Linked DNA regions of Mus musculus: region 1 is linked to region 2. The links are chromatin contacts, found by Hi-C or POLR2A ChIA-PET in ENCODE. All regions are on one chromosome and are shown on one strand. Each heading gives the region's core, a stretch centred on a gene start or an enhancer-like site at or near the end of the contact. The rest is flanking DNA. Distances are from core to core; before and after follow the strand shown.

Evidence for each region. A loop is a pair of places that touch in the nucleus more often than their neighbours do. ChIA-PET counts read pairs that join two places held with the same protein, here RNA polymerase II (POLR2A).
Region 1: POLR2A ChIA-PET joins it to region 2 with 10 read pairs in embryonic stem cell. The contact joins the promoter of Ern2 here to the promoter of Palb2 in region 2. A Hi-C loop is called at or near these places in 1 of 37 maps with a recorded cell type or tissue (heart). POLR2A ChIA-PET finds 5 or more read pairs at or near these places in 3 of 5 experiments (all embryonic stem cell).

The regions. Positions count from the first base shown.
Region 1 is chr7:122,184,430-122,188,148 of GRCm38, reverse strand. Ern2 (endoplasmic reticulum (ER) to nucleus signalling 2) reads left to right here and starts at 1,918. Exons shown (of 22, transcript NM_012016.3): 1 at 1,918-2,086. The coding sequence starts at 1,997.
Region 2 is chr7:122,130,535-122,134,370 of GRCm38, reverse strand. It overlaps Palb2 (partner and localizer of BRCA2), which reads left to right and starts at 1,425. Exons shown (of 13, transcript NM_001081238.2): 1 at 1,425-1,651. The coding sequence starts at 1,604. Dctn5 (dynactin 5) reads right to left here and starts at 1,330. Exons shown (of 6, transcript NM_021608.3): 1 at 1,190-1,330; 2 at 134-202. The coding sequence starts at 1,237.

The sequences.
Region 1 (3,719 bases), core at 669-3,168, 53 kb before region 2:
AAATAAATAAATATAAACAAACAAACAAACAAACAAACAAACAATGGCTCCATGAGATCAGGCTGTAGGAAAGCCTGTAGGGCATTTTCTTAATTAGTGATTGATAGGGCAGGGTGGTGCCATCCCTGGGCTGGTGGTTTTGGGTTCTATAAGAAAGCAGCCAAGCAAAGCCATGAGAGCAAACCAGTCAGCAGCCTCCCTCCATGGCCTCTGCATCCACTCCTGCCTCCAGGTTCCTTCCCTGCTTAAGTTCCTCTCTGACTTTCTTTGATGACGAACAGCAATATGGAAGCATAGGCCACATAAACCCTTTCCTCCCCAGCTTGCTTTTGGTCATGGTGTTTCATCAGAACCACAGAAACCCTAAGTAAGACAGTCATTATGTCTCTTTACAGTAATAGGACAATAACTGTGATACTTAGTTTGTGACATTCTGTTAGAGTAACCTTCAACAGGTTAAGGAAGAGATAGGTAGATGATGGATAAACAATAGATAGGTAGGTAGGTAACTACAGAGACAAAGATAGAGACAGTGACAGGGAAAGGAGAAAGACAGGAAGGGAAAGAAGATCCACGCAACAGAGACATTGAGGACAAAAGCTGTGACCCAATGATACCACGATCATTTCAGGGGACATTGGCTGGGACCTTGCCTTCTACTTCATTTCAGATAGGATCTTTCTGTTGTCTTCCCAGCTGCATGTACCAGGTTAGTGTGCTCACAAGCTTCCAGGTCTCGTGTGACATCTAAGATGGCTTTCATTTATGTGTCTATGCTGTGCAGTATGTGTAAGTGTGTTCATGTGTGTATGTGGACTTGTCATGTGCTTGTGCATGCATGTAGAGGCTAGAAGTCAATGTCAAGGTGTGTTCCATGATCACTTCTCCACAAGGTGTCTCACAGATCACCAGATGGGTTAACAGGGGCCCACTGTCTTTTCTACATAGGTGCTGGGGATTGGAGCTCAGATTCTAATGCTTGCATGACAAAATATATAACTGAAGTTTTATATATATATATATATATATATATATATGTGTGTGTGTGTGTGTGTATACATACATACATATATACATACACATATTATATGTGTATATACATACATACACATATGTGTGTATATTATATACATACATACATATATATGGTTATTATCTCAGGGGAGGCCAAAGGGACTGTAAGTGAAAAGATCTGTCCCCTGAAATTTGGGGAAGGAAGGTGAAGATGCGTGGTATTGTAGCTGCGGGTAAGAGGAAAAGGAGTTTGAAGGATATGGTATACAGCAGTCTGGAGCAGGACTGGGGCCACAGTGTTTTGGGTTTCGGAGATAACAGCGCTAACATCTCCACATGTCATGTGAAGAATTAATAAAATAATAAAGAGCACAAGCATTGAGGTAAGATGTTTGAATTTTAGTCCCAGCTCTGGGCCTGAGTCTTGCCCTGAGGCAGGGGAGATGGCTCAGCGTTAAGAGCACTTGTTCTTGCATGGTACCTGGGTTCTAGTCCCAGTACCTACATAGTAGTGCTTCACGGTCATCCCTAACTCCAGTTCGTGGGGGATCCAACACCATTTTCTGACCTCCCTGGGCATCAAGTACACACGTCAGACACAGAGATACATGCAAGCAAAACGCACCATAAAATAAGGTAGATAGATCTTTTTTAAAATAAAGATTTAAAAAAAAAAAAAAGGAATCAGCACAGACCTAGGCACGTTCTCTAGCGTCAGCCTCAGTTGGTAAAAATACCTCCCAGGAAAACTCAAACTGTCCACATTTGGTGCCAAGGTGGAGGGGACTGGGTGAAACGTGGGTGCGATGGAAAGGGCGGGGTCCACCACAGGGTGAGGTTTCACCTATGACTGCTCGGCCAGCTGGCTCGGGAGGTGGGGGGGGGGGGCGGGGGGGCGGGGGCGGAGTCTCCCGTGGAGAGAGCTCCGCTATTGCCTGAGGCACTGAGGGAGCTGGATGGAGACTTTGTGGTTGCCCAGACTATGGCGAGACCAGTCCAGAGATTTCAACTGTGGTCTCCTCTCGGGTTCCTGCTGCAGCTTGTGACGTTGCTGGGGAAACTCGGTCCACAGGTGAGCGCAGGGCCAGGGGGGGCTGGAGGTGTAGCCGGTCTTTCCCTTGGGCTCAGTTCTCCCAAAAGGACCCCTAGTGAGTGAACCCCTCATAAACCTGGCTGGGGAGATGTACCTGCCCAGCCTCTTCTGCAACAGGGAAAGGGGGGAGGGTCACGTGGGGAGGAGACAGTAGACATGAAGTCAGGCCTCTAAAGCCGGTTGAGGATCCAGTTTTCTTGGAAAGGATGGTCCGCTTAGGGGCTTCTGCTGAGAAACTGGCTGTGAACCCATGGTTCAGTCCCTGGCTCTTTGTGATGCTGCTTCCCTTTGTGTGTGTCTGGACCGCTCTTCCCTACGCTTAGAAATCTGCTCCGACCTGCCTGCTGGAGGTGAAGCGTTCTCTCTGCCCAGCCTGGGCTCTAAGTGTCCACTCCACCTGAAGTCTCTTCACCTTCTTTGCCCCTCACCTCCAGCTAAAGGGACAGCTTAGGATTAGACCCCGTGAGCTCTCTCTAACTCAGGCTAGTTGCCTGAATAATCATAGCTGCCAATAAATAATGGGAGTTTGATGTAGCCAGATCCAACATTGCTGGAAAACCTAGAAAATATGAATTTTAAAAATAAAATTTTTAAAAAATAAAAATTTCAGCCTTTAATTAATCCCAGACCTTGGGAGGCAGAGGCATTTCAGATAGCTATGAGTTTGCGGCCAGCCTGGTCTATTGTAACAAATTCCAGGACATCCAGGACTACATAGAGAAACTCTATCTCAAAAAATAAAAATATATAAAAATAAAAAGTTAGGGTTTAAAAAAAGAGCTGTTAATATTGGACATATTATTATATTTGCTAATCCCAAAACTCTGGAGGCAGAGGCAGGAGAATTGCTAACACTTCAAAGCCAGCCTGCTCTACATAGCCAGCAGCAGAGCTACATCAGAAGGCCTTGTCTCACAAAACAACAACAGCAACAACACAAAGATAATTAAAAGCAATGCTTTAAGCACTATAAAGACCAAACAAAATTCTTTTTGGGACAGCTGATCAGCAGGCAGCCTTTTTTCTGACCCATCTCTCTGTCAAGCTGCAGATGGAAAGACTGAGGCCCAAAAGAGAGAGGATAGCTGGTGGGCTCCTGACTCTCCAGCAAATACCACTGGCTACACCCAAGACCCGAGGGTCCTGAAGCAGGATGTGGCCCTGGCAGGGGTGCGGCTGGGCCACCCGGATCTTAGGGTTCCTGCCCTGAGCTCAGCCTCACCCTGTTTGCTCAAGGAGGGCCAGAGCTGTTAAGCGTGCCCAGTAGGGCCAGATGTAAGGTAGCTCCAAGCCTCCTTCCTGCATCCATCAGGGGGACTACAGAGCTTGGCACCAAAAGCAGCTGAGCCAGTCTGGGGAGGCAGAAAGGGTCCTCCAAAAACAGGCCCACGTTTGACTAAGGAGAAGGAAAGCAGACCTTGGAGGAGACTCTATATCCCATTTGTGCCATTCCTGACTGCCCTGTGCCTCAGTCTCCCTGACCTGTGCAATGGGGATACTTATAGTTCCCATCCCAGAGGGAGGCTGTATGGATCAGGGAAGGTCTTTTCTTTGCCACTCTGTCATGATTACCCGAGCTTGAACCCCCAGCACCCACATAAAAGCCTATGAT
Region 2 (3,836 bases), core at 176-2,675:
TTTAAAAAAACAAAAACAAAGAGAGAGAACTGGAAATGACAAATTGGAGACAGCACTATCCCATATACCCTGCTGATACAGTGACTAGCTGAAGGCATAAGGGTAACCTCCTGAAGCTGCCTGTGCCCTTTACCTTGCCATTGAGGACGATGTTCTGGCTTCCACACAAAACAGACTGGCGACTAACTTTGTTCCCAGATGCCTAAAAGCAAACAGAAATCTGGAGTGAAAAAACAGAGGATTTCTGGACTACAGTTTCCATCATGAAAGCTCACATTGAGGAGAAAATTACTTCAAATGAAGGGCAGTCTAAAAATGAATGAGGCCTGAATGTATACTGCACCCCTACTGTCCCAGCTCTGGGTGGGGTGACTGTGAATTTGGGGTTAGACTAAACTATGAAGTGAGACTCCATCACCAAACAAACAAACAAAAACAAACTGGAGAAGGAATGCACTGGGGGGGGGGGGGGAAGGCTGTGGGCACGGCTCCGTGATAAGAGCACTCAGGAACTGAATCCAATCTATCAAAAGAGCAAGGGTAGATCAGGAACTGAGAGCTCAAGAAATGAATTCAGGATCGGTATCTAATGAGCGGTCTAATGACTGATGTGCATTCAGACCCCACTTCCATATTACGGTTTCATAGCCTTCAGTGAGGAAAATTACTTTTCCATGATCACAGACACACAGAAAAAATAATGATAGTAACCCTAACGGGGGCAGTTTACATATGTTGTATTATGAGTTGACGAATAGAAACAATAACGTCTTAGCACGTAAGCAGACTGTGAAATATTATTTTTAAAAAGGGCCCGGAGTCTGAAAATGTAATTTATATACAGAATGAATAGGCTGTACTGTGTATTCCTCTGGAAGACATTATTTAACAGGAAACTCAGGCGTGTGTATATGCACACACATAGATATATATGCATAGAAACTCTCCCACATCCACACTTTCCTCCCCCGCTACACAGCACACCCACACACACGAGATGAAGGAGAAGAGAGCCTAATGCATGCATGCACCGACTAAATAACAATCAGATGAAACACGAAGCATCTCTAAGTCATCCAAGGAAGGGACTGAGGGAACGGGAACCAGTGCAGCCGGGACGGGAGGGGCGACCGTCCAGTCCTCGAGGGTCCCGTGACTGCCAGCGGCGGCAGGGTCGCCACACGCGCACCGTCTCGATGTACTCCGACTTGTTGTACAGCAGTTCGCCCAACTCCATGGCTTCCCCCTCTCTGAACCTCAGGATCCTGTCAGTAGCTCAGGCAGACGGTGATTCCAGCTACTTCCGGTTGATCGGCCACTTCCGCTATCCCCGCCCTGGACTCTCATTCGACTCTCCTCTAGTCAAGCCTGCTCGATCGCTCGGCAGTCTCCAGCTGCGCGTGCGCAGAGCGAACAGAGGTTTTAATTGGCCAGAGCGGCTAGCGCGCGGAACCTGTGTGGCTCGGCAGGAACATAGTGGGGGTGAACTAGGTCCCCGTTCTTCCCAGGGGTTCCTCTTGGCCCTAGGAAGCCCTGGCTGGGTCCCCGTGACCACAGGCCCGAGGCTGGAGACGGCTGCTCCTTGCGTTCGGCTTCCAACCCGATGGAAGAGCTTTCCGGGAAGCCCCTCAGCTATGCGGAGAAGGAAAAGGTGCCCGGGTTGCGGGAAGGGTGACCCAGGGCTTTAGGCTGGGTTTTCAAACCTAGTTCCTGTATCCGAGGCAGTGTCCTCCTACCTACAGCCTCCACGAGAAGTCACTGAGACGAGCGCGCTGCTCGGGTGGCGAAGCTTAAAATGCAGACGAGCCAAACCCATCTTCTAGTGGCACTGCATAAATATTAGGTGTAAAACTACATATAGGTAAACCTAGAGGCCCTCTTCTCTCCCACTCCACTCCGGCCCCGTCACATAAATCTTTCACGTCACGTCAACAGCCTTATATATATACATTTTCGTGTTTGTCTGTTAGGGCTTGACCTCCAAAATAGGTTTACATTGGAGAAGGGGATGGTTATAACGTGTACTCTGGTTGGTTCTGCAGCTGGTGTTCTCCATGTTTAAGACCCACGTTGGAACAAGATGAGGGGAAGAAAATAATATAAATATTACATATAATGAACAGGTGTTGTGTGTGTGCATACAAATTTAGTGTAGTAGTTAGAAGGAGCTCTCATTTCTTTCAGGCTCAGAATATTATTCTCCTGCAAGACTTAAATATTACTTCCATGTTCTTGTGCTTTCTGTGCAAAATTAGAATTCACATTAATTTGTCTTCCTATCCTGTCTTACCTTCTAAGGGTGGTAAAGATCATTTACAAATAAACAAGATAACTCCTACTTACTGATAAGATTGAGGACAAGATAACAGGTTAAGATCAGAATTACTCATGTTGTGGTGGCCCATGACCATAATTTGGTTGCTACTTAATAACTGCAGTTTGCTGCTATTATGAATCAAAATATATATGATATGAAACCTCTGTGTGTGTGGGGGGGGTGTTAAATGGAGCAGTTATAAATGGCAGCATCCTGGAGGAACTGCTTATTCTCTGTTCAGTTTGCATATCTCAAAGGAGGATGATTATATAATAGAATCTATTTGTTAGGGTTATTGTGAGTGCTAATTGAGTCATTGGACATTAAAGTCACAAAATTCCCTAGGACTAACTGAAGCACATTATGAAAGTATCTGCCATTTTTATTATTATGTGTCTGAGAATGGATGGGGACTAAAGTGACTTTAGCACAGAAGTGCTGGAGTCCCACAAAAGTGCTGGGGAATGAGGTGGGGAAAGTGCTTAAGAAAAGTTTAAGTTGTTAGTAACTTTTTTTCTTAATTTTTAATGACCAAAACAAAAACATACCTAAAAGTGAAGCCTCTGGAAAACCCACTTGCACTTCCCTGTCTTGTATCACTCCTCACACTTGACATTGGCTTCCTGCCTGGCCTTGTGTTTCAAAGCTGGGTCTCTGAATGCATCCTTGTTGACAACAGTTTTGCCCAAGGGGATATCCAGACTCCCTTGTGGGCATGAGGTGGTTATAGTTATAAACTTTCACAGAGGACTTTATCTTGGATTGCTTGGCAATTTTCTTCTAGCCTGTGGCAGCTGTCTCTTTTGGGGGATAGCAGTCAATTCTAGCCACTAGGGCATGGCTGTAAGGGCGGTCTGAGGTGCCATCATCAATCAGTGTTCTTCATGATACGGTTTTGCATCCAGAGTATTGTCCAGCTAGGACTAGCACCACTTTCCTGGGTTTCATGAACTTGCCCATTTCAACAGCAGTCAGCCTGCACCCAGCAGAAAAGAAGGACCTTTTAGTAACTTTCATTGTAGCTTTTTTGATGCTTTTGGTTTGTGGAGTTGTTCTTAAGAAAGGATCTCTTAGCCAGGCATGGTGGCACGCGCCTTTAATCCCAGAACTCGGGAGGCAGAGGCAGGCGGATTTCTGAGTTCGGGGCCAGCCTGGTCTACAAAGTGAGTTCCAGAACAGCCAGGGCTACAGAGAAACCTTGTCTCAAAAAACCAAAAAAAAAAAAAAGAAAAGAAAAAAAGGATCTCGTATCGCAAGCTAGTCTTGGACTTACTATGTCTAAAGGATGAATATAGGGGTCCTAAATGGTGGAAAGACAAGGGGGGCACTTCTGCTAAGGGAACATTTCAACCACAGATGCTAAGGAGACAAAGAGAATCTAAACTTTCAGGAACTAGTAATTTGGCATAGCCTAAATTAACTTATTTGCAAAAGCTTTGTAGAAAGGCCTGCTGTGTGGCTGGACAGGAACTCAGCAGCAACAACCCCTACCTCTCACTGGCTTTCTTCTGTGTATTCT